Linked DNA regions of Homo sapiens: region 2 is linked to region 1. A link is an interaction called in ENCODE POLR2A ChIA-PET data of the cell type or tissue named here. Cell type or tissue: Panc1. All regions are shown on one strand.

Evidence for each region. Peaks named below come from ENCODE experiments on the same cell type or tissue, not always from the same donor. Only the 100,000 strongest peaks of a DNase experiment are listed, where the experiment ranks them.
Region 2: POLR2A ChIA-PET joins it to region 1 with 7 read pairs; 6 of 35 experiments call an interaction of 5 or more read pairs at or near these places.

The regions. Positions count from the first base shown.
Region 1 is chr22:24,330,763-24,335,762 of GRCh38, forward strand. SPECC1L (sperm antigen with calponin homology and coiled-coil domains 1 like) reads left to right here. Exons shown (of 17, transcript NM_015330.6): 9 at 3,648-3,811. SPECC1L-ADORA2A (SPECC1L-ADORA2A readthrough (NMD candidate)) reads left to right here. Exons shown (of 20, transcript NR_103546.1): 9 at 3,648-3,811. Among named protein-coding and RNA genes, the nearest start is that of SPECC1L, 62 kb to the left of the region's middle. In Panc1, no CTCF peak of the experiment used is centred here; a DNase peak (open chromatin) is centred at 2,716.
Region 2 is chr22:24,544,669-24,549,668 of GRCh38, forward strand. It overlaps GUCD1 (guanylyl cyclase domain containing 1), which reads right to left. Exons shown (of 6, transcript NM_001284254.2): 2 at 4,249-4,333; 3 at 3,240-3,405; 4 at 2,246-2,337. Among named protein-coding and RNA genes, the nearest start is that of GUCD1, 8.0 kb to the right of the region's middle. In Panc1, no CTCF peak of the experiment used is centred here; no DNase peak of the experiment used is centred here.

The sequences.
Region 1 (5,000 bases):
GGAGACAGATATTCTTGGCTCGTGTCCAGCTCTGCCTCTTACTAGCTGTAATCTTGGTCAGGAATCTTGACTTCCCTGAGCCTCAGTTTTCTCATCTTTAAAATGACACAATACTACCTGCCTTACAGTGTTGTCATAAGGATTAAATAAGATAATGCCTGCCAAGTGCTCAGGGCAATGATCAGTATACTTTAGCTGGTATTTTTGGAGACCCAAGTAAAGAATGCAAAGTGAGTTTCTCTCTATCACTTACTTGAGGAATTTTCACTTGTTTTATCTTATAATTGCATGAATCTCCACAGTAGGTTTTTTTTCCCCATGTAACATAGACATCATTGGAAACTGATGAAAATTATTAGATGAAATGACAGTTGTGACATGTGAGCTCCACACTGAGACTCCATCTAAGAGTAGGGGATAGTATTTTTGTGTTTGAGGTTATTACTAAGAATTTGATTATTCCTTAGTTTGAGTAATTATTAAGTGGGCATAGGAAGAAATTTAGAAAACTAACAGTATATCTTTAAAAAATGGTCTTATCATTGCCTTGCTCTAGTAAATGGCTCAGAGAAAAGTATTGCTAAGCATTTTTCATTGGATTCCTTAAGCAGAACATGGAATGAGACAGATTATTGTTTCTCTACTAGTATAAAACATGTATTACATTACTTTTTTCTCTTTATTATTAAACGAATAACATATCAGAAATGCTTCATTCTATAGTTATCCTGAGTGAATGAAATTCTACTGTTAAAGTTTCATTCCTTTGGATCTCAAAAATTCATAAGACTTTGAGACACATGTTTTTAAAATGCTTTCTGAAAGAGGTAGCATCTTGTAGGACAGTGGTTCTCAGAGTGAGGCCTGCAGATTCCTGGGTGTCCCTAAGGCCCTTTAAGGACTCTGTGAGGTCATACTGTCTTCATAATACCATCACATTGTTTGCCCTTTTCACTGTGTTGACTTCTAAACTGTTAGTGAAAAGCAAGTGTAAACTGTTGATGAACCAAGGTCTTGGCAATAAATTGCACTCATAGTCATTATACTCTTCACCACCACATACTTGATTTTTTTTTAATGTAGGTTTCACTTAAAGATGTCCTTGGTAAAACATTAAATTATTAATTTTACTAAATCCCAGTCCTTGAGTACACTCTTTAGCATTTTGTGTGACAAAATGGGAAGTACAGAAAAAGCACTTCTGCTTTATGTGCTATACTCAAGACTATACTGAAGAGTGAGGTCACGTTGAGGAAAGTGCTGTGATTAGTTTGAGCTGCTTTCTTTTTTCATGGAATGCCATTTTTTTACTTGAGAATGACAGACAAACTGTGCATCATTCAGACTTTGGTATTATTTGGTGGGTATTTTGTGAAAACAGTTAAGACAGCCTATCACTTAAAGGAAAACAACTGACAGTATTCGTTGCCAGTGATAAAATGTGGGCTTTGAAGTGAATGTTAGGATTTTGGAAAATTTGTTATTTACCATTGGTGAGTTTGGCAGCTTCCCATAAAGTGTCTTCTGATGAGATCATTGCGACTTAAAAAAAATGTATAATGACAGAATTTAGAAAATCTGTCTAATTCAGTGAACCAGTATTTTCCTTACAGCCAGTCTGTGATGTTAAACAAGATTGACCAGTGGATTTTAATGGGCAGAATAGGAAAAGTTCACTTATATGGTTTCAGATTCCACATTGGAGCTAACTTTTAAGTTACTACTTGTTGCATTTTAGTGCAGTTATCAAAGAAGAACAGCTACAGTTATCTAAAAGGCCTATTAAAATCTTCCCTTTTCCACCTGCCTTATCTATGTAAGACTTGCTTTTTTTATATCAAAATAGGTTGAATACAGAAGAAATGAGAGTTTAGCTGTTTACTCTTAAGCCAGACATTAAAGAGATGATTTAAAAATGCAAAGCCCTGTTACTCTTCTTACTAATTTTTTTTTTTGGTTTTGGAAAACTTAGTTATTTTTCATAAAAATATATTAGCCCTGTATTTATTTTTATTTTTAGATGATTAAATATTTGTATATATTCTTAGTTTTAATGTAATGGAAGACAGCTCTTATAAACAAAAGCTTTTTGGGGTCCTTACTCATTTTTAGGAGTAGAAAGGGGCTCTAAGACCAAAAAGTTTGATAGTCACTGTTATAGATTCTTTATTAAAAGTTCTAATCAGCCGGGCGCAGTGGCTCATGCCTGTGGTCCCAGCACTTTGGGAGGCCTAGGTGAGCGGATCACCTGCGGTCAGGAGTTTGAGACCAGCCTGACCAACGTGGAGAAACCCAATGTCTACTAAAAATACAAAATTAGCCGGGGGTGGTGGCACATGCCTGTAATCCCAGCTACTCGGGAGACTGAGGCAGGAGAATCACTTGAACCTGGGAGGTGGAGGTTGCGGTGAGCCGAGATGCGCCACTGCACTCCAGCCTGGACAACAAGAGCGAAACTCCATCTCAAAAAAAAGAAAAGAAAGTTGTAATCATGACAGCTAAATGACCTTAAGAGCCTGTGGTACATCTTGAGGCAAAATACTGTCAGAAGCCAAATGGCCACCAAAGACGGATTTTTCCTAAGGACTGGCTTAATTTTTATTCACATACTTGATAGTTATATGACATATACAAACTCTGCAATTGTAATCTCATTCCAGATGAAATAATTCTGTGTTAGTCAGCGTAGTGAATTTAGAATGGGCCAGAAATGAAATGGAATTGATTTTTTCAAATGACTCAGGATGCATCACACTGAGCTTCTAGGGGACTCATGTTACTAATATGGGTCTAGGCTTTTTTTTTTTTTTCTTTGTAGAATTCTATTTGAAGTCTACACCACTTGCCTTGTTTTTATTTTTATTTTTTTAAAGAGTGTGGGCTAAGCATGATGTATTAGCTGGAGCCAGTATAAATTAATATTATACCAGTATAAATTAATATTATATAGTTATCAGGTACTGGTGAACCTCCAGACTCCTGAGAAGGGCCTTCTCGGCAGCACAGGACCTGGAGAGTCTCAGCTCTGAGCCAGTCTACCTCCTTTTTTACTGCTAATTGATTACTGATGTCCTTACCTTACACTTACTCAGATGAAAATGGAATTTGATGGTTGCTTAACTTACTTAGGATAACCTGATATAAAAATTTCAGTATCATTTCCTGGTATTTACCAAGCAAATGAGAACATTAGACCAGGTAATTTACTAAGCTCAACTGATACAATTTTTTTAAACTGATAGTTTTTTGTTGTTTTTTTTTTTTTTTTGAGATGGAGTCTCGCTCTTTTGCCCAGGCCGGACTGCAGTGGCACTATCTCGGCTCACTGCAAGCTCTGCCTCATGGGTTCACACCATTCTCCTGCCTCAGCCTCCCAAGTAGCTGGGAGTACAGGCGCCCACCACCGTGCCTGGCTAATTTTTTGTATTTTTAGTAGAGATGGGGTTTCACCGTGTTAGCCAAGATGGTCTCGATCTCCTGACCTCGTGATCCTCCTGCCTCGGCCTCCCAAAGTGCTGGGATTACAGGTGTGAGCCACCGTGCCCGGCCATTAAACTGATAGTTTTTAATGCCTTTCAGCTGGGAGGGGAAAATGTGTATGTTCTAGTACCTATGTAAAAATGCTCTGATTTCAATATTATTTTCAGGCAAGAGGAGGAGCGAGGCCGGGTATACAATTACATGAATGCCGTTGAGAGAGATTTGGCAGCCTTAAGGCAGGGAATGGGACTGAGTAGAAGGTCCTCGACTTCCTCAGAGCCAACTCCTACAGTAAAAACCCTCATCAAGTCCTTTGACAGTGCATCTCAAGGTAATTAATTTCTCCTACATTGTGCCTACTGCATGCGGTTGTGTTCACTTACCTTATATTCTCTGGTCTGATTTGGTATTCTTTACTGTCTTACTCTTAGTCCCATTAACTTTCATATAGTATTAATGCACTAGACTTAACAGAAGGTGATATTTAATAGAAGGTTTGAGATCTCTTCAGCTTCAGAGGTGTTAGTCTTAGACAGAAGCCTGAATCCCATGCAGAGATGTGTCTTCTCACCCTCGGTGGATCACACACATTCCTGTTACTTTAAGTATGTTTTCTATGCCTGAGAACTTCCAGATGTATAACTTTAGCTCTTCCCTTCCTCTGAACACCTCAGTCATGTCTATCCAGATGCCTACCTGACATGGACCCTCAGGTGTCTCCTGGACATCTGAAGTCCAAAAACCAAACTCTTGTCTGCCATCTTCAGCCTTCTCCCCATGCATCAATGGCAGCATCACTCTACCCAGTTACTTAAGCCAAAAGTCTGGGGATCTTCCTTAATTTCTTGTTCTTTCTTACCACTACATCTAGTCCATTACTAGCAAATTCTGTTGATACAGCCTACATCATGGATATCTTTGCTTTGTCTTCTCTCCATCTCTAGCGGCACAAGCTTTAGTTCAAGCCACCATCAACCACTAATTTCAGTAACCTCCAAATTAATCTCCCTGTTTCATCCCATGATAAAAAGATCTTTTCTTGTTTAAAATCCTTCGGTTGCTTATTATAGTTGAAATGAAATTCAGATTCCCAAATGCCTCCATGGTCTGACCCCTGCCTACTCTTTGCCTCAGTTGAACCACTCTTCCCCCACTCACTATAGTCCTACACAGCACTTCAGGTTCTGAATCAAGCTGGGCTTTCTTTCATACAAGCTCTAGAAGGCTTACTCTTCCCACTTTCAAATGACTGACTTGTTTTCATCTAACTTCCTCAGCTCTGGGAAAGGAAAAGGGATGTGGTTTTTTCAAACAGTTAATTGTAATATGTCCAGAAGCTCAAATTTTTATCTAGAAATTCTTTAAACTTTATTAACAGGCTACTAGAATCTGTATTCTGTGATTATACACAAATGAGTTTTCATTGACTTTAAAAGCAGAGCAAAAGTCACATGTATACTCCTACACACTGTTGGTGTAGACATTCTGGAGGACTGTTAGGCAACACCTTCCAGTTTAAA
Region 2 (5,000 bases), 210 kb after region 1:
AGGCACTGCCCCATCCTGTGCCTTCCACTAGGCAGCAAATCCAAATGAAAACCTAGAGCAGGGCTGGGCACAGTGGCTCACACCTGTAATCCCAGTGCTTTGGGAGGCCAAAGCGGAAGGATCGCTTGAGACTAGGAATTAGAGACCAGCCTGGGCAACACAGCAGTACCCTGTCTTTACAAAAACATTTAAAAATTTACCAGGCGTGGGGCGTGGTGGTATGAGATTGTGGTTCCAGCTACTCGGGAGACTGAGGCAAGAAGATCACTTAAGCCTGGGGCTGTAGCAGTGAGCTGTATTGCAATATTGCGCCACAGCACTACAGCCTGTATGACAGATTAAGACCCTGTCTCTTAAAAAAAAAAAAAAGAAAAGAAAAGAAAACACCCAGAGGGACAGAGGGCAGATGGGGCTGTGGGCAGGGGGAGCTCTAGGCCAGGGGCTCCTGCATCTTTGCTGGAGGGGCTGCTCACCCACTTGGGGCCTTCCTTAGGAGTGGCAGCATCAGTACCATGTGGCCTGACCCAGCTTCAGCCACAGCTGAGTCACGTGGCAGTTTGGATTGCTGCCTTGGCCAAGGAAACATGCCATTTTTCCATTTGGTCTTTGAAACAAAATAGCTGGCTGAGTTCCCAGTGGCAGTGCACAGGAGTGGGATTTCAGCTATAGGGAAAAAGCAGGGGCTTGGCTGGAAGGAAAAACTACAGGCTTCAAGGAATAACAAGCATGGGTTCAGATCATGGCATGGCCAAGATGCTGGGGGTGACCTTGGGTGTCTCTCTCCTCCTCAGTTTCCTCCCCCGAGAAGCAGAGATAGCAACAGCTTTCCCACTCAAGGAGACAGCACCTGTTGAGGGCTGCTAAATAAACATTTGCTGCCTTTCCTTCCAACATGTGCCCATGTGGTCATAGTATGAATGGAGATCCCACCCCACTATATTCTTTTTTTTTTTGAGACAGAGTCTGTCTCTGTTGCCCAGGCTGGAGTGCAGTGGCGCGATCTCGGCTCACTGCAAGCTCCGCCTCCTGGGTTCATGCCATTCTCCTGCCTCAGCCTCCCGAGTAGCTGGGACTACAGGCACCCGCCACTGCGCCCAGCTAATTTTTTGTATTTTTAGTAGAGACGGGGTTTCACCATGATCTCGATCTCCTAACCTCGTGATCCGCCCGCCTCGGCCTCCCAAAGTGCTGGGATTACAAGCGTGAGCCACCGTGCCCGGCCTGTTTTGTTGATTTTTAAAGCCCGGGGCAGTACTCTTGGAAAATGTCCCACATCCTGGATTTGCCTTTCTGTTTCCTTGAGGGCAGATTCAGACAGAGTCTCGCTCTGTCCCCCAGGCCGGAGTGCAGTGGCACTATCTCGGCTCACTGCAAGCTCCGCCTCCTGGGTTCAGGCCATTCTCCTGCCTCAGCCTCCCGAGTAGCTGGGACTACAGGCGCCTGCCACCACGCCCGACTAATTTTTTGTATTTTTAGTAGAGACAAGGTTTCACCGTGTTAGCCAGGATGGTCTCGATCTCCTGACCTCGTGATCCGCCCACCTCAGCCTCCCAAAGTGCTGGGATTACAGGCGTGAGCCACCGCGCCCGGCCCCCAAACCCCCATTTTCTAAATCACCTATCATGTGATTATACTACGTCAATAATGAAAATATAAATCCGCAAAGAAAGGGAAAATCTGAGAAGAGCCTGTCCAGGACCTAGAGGCAGCAGGTCTGAGCCCCACTCCCACGTAGCCCAGAAAAGAATGTGACCCACATCTGGGCAAACTGCACCCAGAGTCTTCCTGAATCCAGCCCCAATGCATACAGATGAGAAGAGGAGGCCCTTGTAAGGTCACAGCAGCCCTTACACACTGGGTCCTCCCTGTTCCCCATCCCTTGTCAATCACTGCACCAGCACATTCCTCTTAGGCCATCGCCCTTTCATTAGGGGCCTTGTGTTCTGTCCCATGCTGTCTTTCTGCAAGTAGCCCAAGGGCTGGGTGCAATCTCTCTCACTCACCTATCCCTCCAGCACCTGCTCAGGATCCACCCCTGGTCAGAGCCTGGGTCATGTAGCCCCAGTGAGCTCCATAAACCAAGGCTCAAGGGGGCAAGTCAGTGCCCACAGCCACCCGGGTAGCCAGTTCTGCCTGGCTCCAGAGTCCTAGCCTTTCCTGAACACCATCCCGAGGCCTCCCCACTGCAGATCTGTGGGTGAGCAGGCATGAGAGGAAGGGCAGGTAGGAAAGTTGGGGGGCTCACCATTTCTCCACCAGCACCTTGCAGGCCTTTGCTTGTGCAAACAGCTGATTCACCCGGGTCTCTTCTGTGTCAAAGTGCTTCCTGTAGAAGGACTGAACAGAGAAGAGGGGGATGGAGTGGCCACCACCCAGGCTGCCTTCACTCCATTTAGATGAAGGAAATAAAGAGCGTGTTACAGAGGCAGAGACAGCAGGAGGGCAGAGGAGCCCCACCTGCCAGGGCAGACGGTACATGCAGCAAGCCAGATCAGAAAGCTGTCTGTCCTAAGCAGGAGCAGGGAAGCAGGACCACACAGAGGCATGAGGATGATGCTTGAGAGAGGGGTGGGCAGCTGGGCTCAGGTCAGCTCTCTGGGGAGGATCGATCACCCTTGGGCTTGTACACTCTGGCAGGCATGAGCAGGAGCCCGTAGCGAATAAGCAAGGGGGATGAGGCTGAACCACCTGGGACAGCTCAGCTACAGCTTGGCTTAGCTAGGTGTCGTCCACGGAACACACTTTGCTGGCATGGCTATGTTGGCATTATTTTTCAAAAGGCAAAAAAAAGAAAAGATGGTATTTTGGTTTTCTTCTAGACTACCAATTATATAGCTTAAAAGCTGGCTCTCCTGGTGAAAAGTAAAAAAATGTGCAAATGATGGCCGGATGAGGTCAGTGATGTTCTCAGAGGCCCTGGGCCTGCCTTGTGCTGAGGACAGTAGGAAAGAACGTAGGAAGTGGCCTCTGCACATTCTGAGGGCTGTAGAAGGCAGGTGGACAGGAGCCAGGACTCAGTACTCAGATCCTCTGGGCAGGCCCGACTGCAAGGGCACCTGCTCTGACTGGCTCCCAAATCCTGCCTATAGCCTCTCTGCTGCTGCTCCCTGGTCTCTGCACACCTGGGTATCTACCTGGGTGTCTAGCCCTTGACTGTTCCCTCTTCCAACTACTGGAACCAGGTGGCCTTATACCTCTGTGTGGCCCCACATGGGAAGGCCTGGTGGCTGGTCGCTCACCTGGTTCTTGTAGCCCTTGTCGACACCCAGGGTCTGGGTACAGAAGCGGTGCCTCACGCCAAAGTGGTGCATCAGGTAGGCCAGGTCGATGGTCCAGATGCTCCTGGTCAGCTGCAGCTTCTGCAGGGCTCTCTCAAACTCACTGTCGTCCAGCTGGCCCAGGTACCTGCAGGTAGACGAGCTGGGGAGCTCAGCTTGGTCTTGAGGGTCAACTGGTCTGAGTCACCCTCCACCCACTGGCCCAAGAGCCCCGTCACAGGTCCCATTCCCCAGAAGTCTCCCTCCTTCATCATGAGACCCTAGGTCCTGCCCACACACTGCCCAGGCTGCTTGGGGCACCGTCCTGGCTCCAGAGTTGCAGGCCTGGACTCTGCTTCTCAAATCTATTGTGTCTTGTGGGCTGTGACCTTGAGCAAGTCATTGTCTTCTCTGGCCTCTTTAGCTTCATCTCTAAAATAAGGTCCCTGATCACATCAGTGGTTTTCAAAGTTTTAGGCAAAGAACGCTTTTGTTGAATTTTCTCTTGCTGAGATTCCCAGGATGTAAAACAGATGAAGATGCAGCTGCCCTGTGGTTCCAGGAAGCCAAATGAAAAACTCTTGTACAAGGTGACGGCTACAGTCCCTCTTGGCTCTCACTGTCCAGGTTTCTGTGATATTCACACAGCCTCAGCTTAACGGTCAGCACCCCATTCTCCCAGGAGCCAGAAACTGGGGAGTGGAGGGCCTCCTATCCCAGTCACAGAACTGCCTTGTAGGACAGGCCTGGGCACCTGGGACTTCCTGGCCACCCCAAGCCCCCAGACATTACTATCATGGAGAGCTGGAAGGCCTGGTCCACCCCTTGCTCACTTTTGCAGATGGGACTAGGACCAGGTAGAAGCTTGGCCTCCTGCAAGCCCCAACCAAAGATAGCTACATGGACCATGGATCCCACCCAGGTCTCTCCCAAGCCAGAGCAGAAGATGTAGATGGGAAGCACCTGGGCCCCCAGCCCTGGCCCCACTCACCGCAGCACCATCCTGGAGCAGGCCAGGCCACAGTCCCAGTGGTAGAGCTGCTGGATGACGGGCACAGGCAGTTGCACAAAGTCCCCTGTGCAGAAACAGAGGGAGGTCACAGACCCTCAGCGCAGAGCCCACCACTCCCACCCTCATGGGAGCCAGTGTCACTGCCTCCTGCCTAGACCCTGCAGGGGCTGCTCAGGGACCTTCCCACAATCCTTCAGGAATCCCCTCAAATCCAGGCTCCTATAATAGCAGTGATCTCCCCAAAACACCGGCCAGAGCAGGTCAGCCCAACTGAAAATCCTCCAGTGAGCTGGGTCCCACATTCCTTAAGACAATACCTCCATGGCTGCTGCCCTAGCACCCTCTGCACCCTTGCCTTTGCTTGTCATAATCCCTCACACCCTGGAGGTCTTTGCACACCTGGTTCCTCTGCCTGGACATACCTGGCTTCCCAGGTGCCTGAGCTAACTCCTGCCCTTGGATGTCACTTCTCCAGTATTGCCCCTCTCAGGCCCAGTGACCCACATGTGCATTCACTTCCCACCATGCCTACTCAAAGCCCTTCTTTTGGTGGGAGCTCTGAGGAGGAGGGACAGAGTCTTTTTCTTTTTTTTCAACAGGGTCTTGCTCTGTCGCACAGGCTGGAGTGCAGTGGCATGATCTCGGCTCACTGCAACCTGCGATTCCCGGGTGGCAAGTAATTCTCCTGCCTCAGCCACCCAAGCAGCCTGTAGTCCACAGGCGTGCGCCAC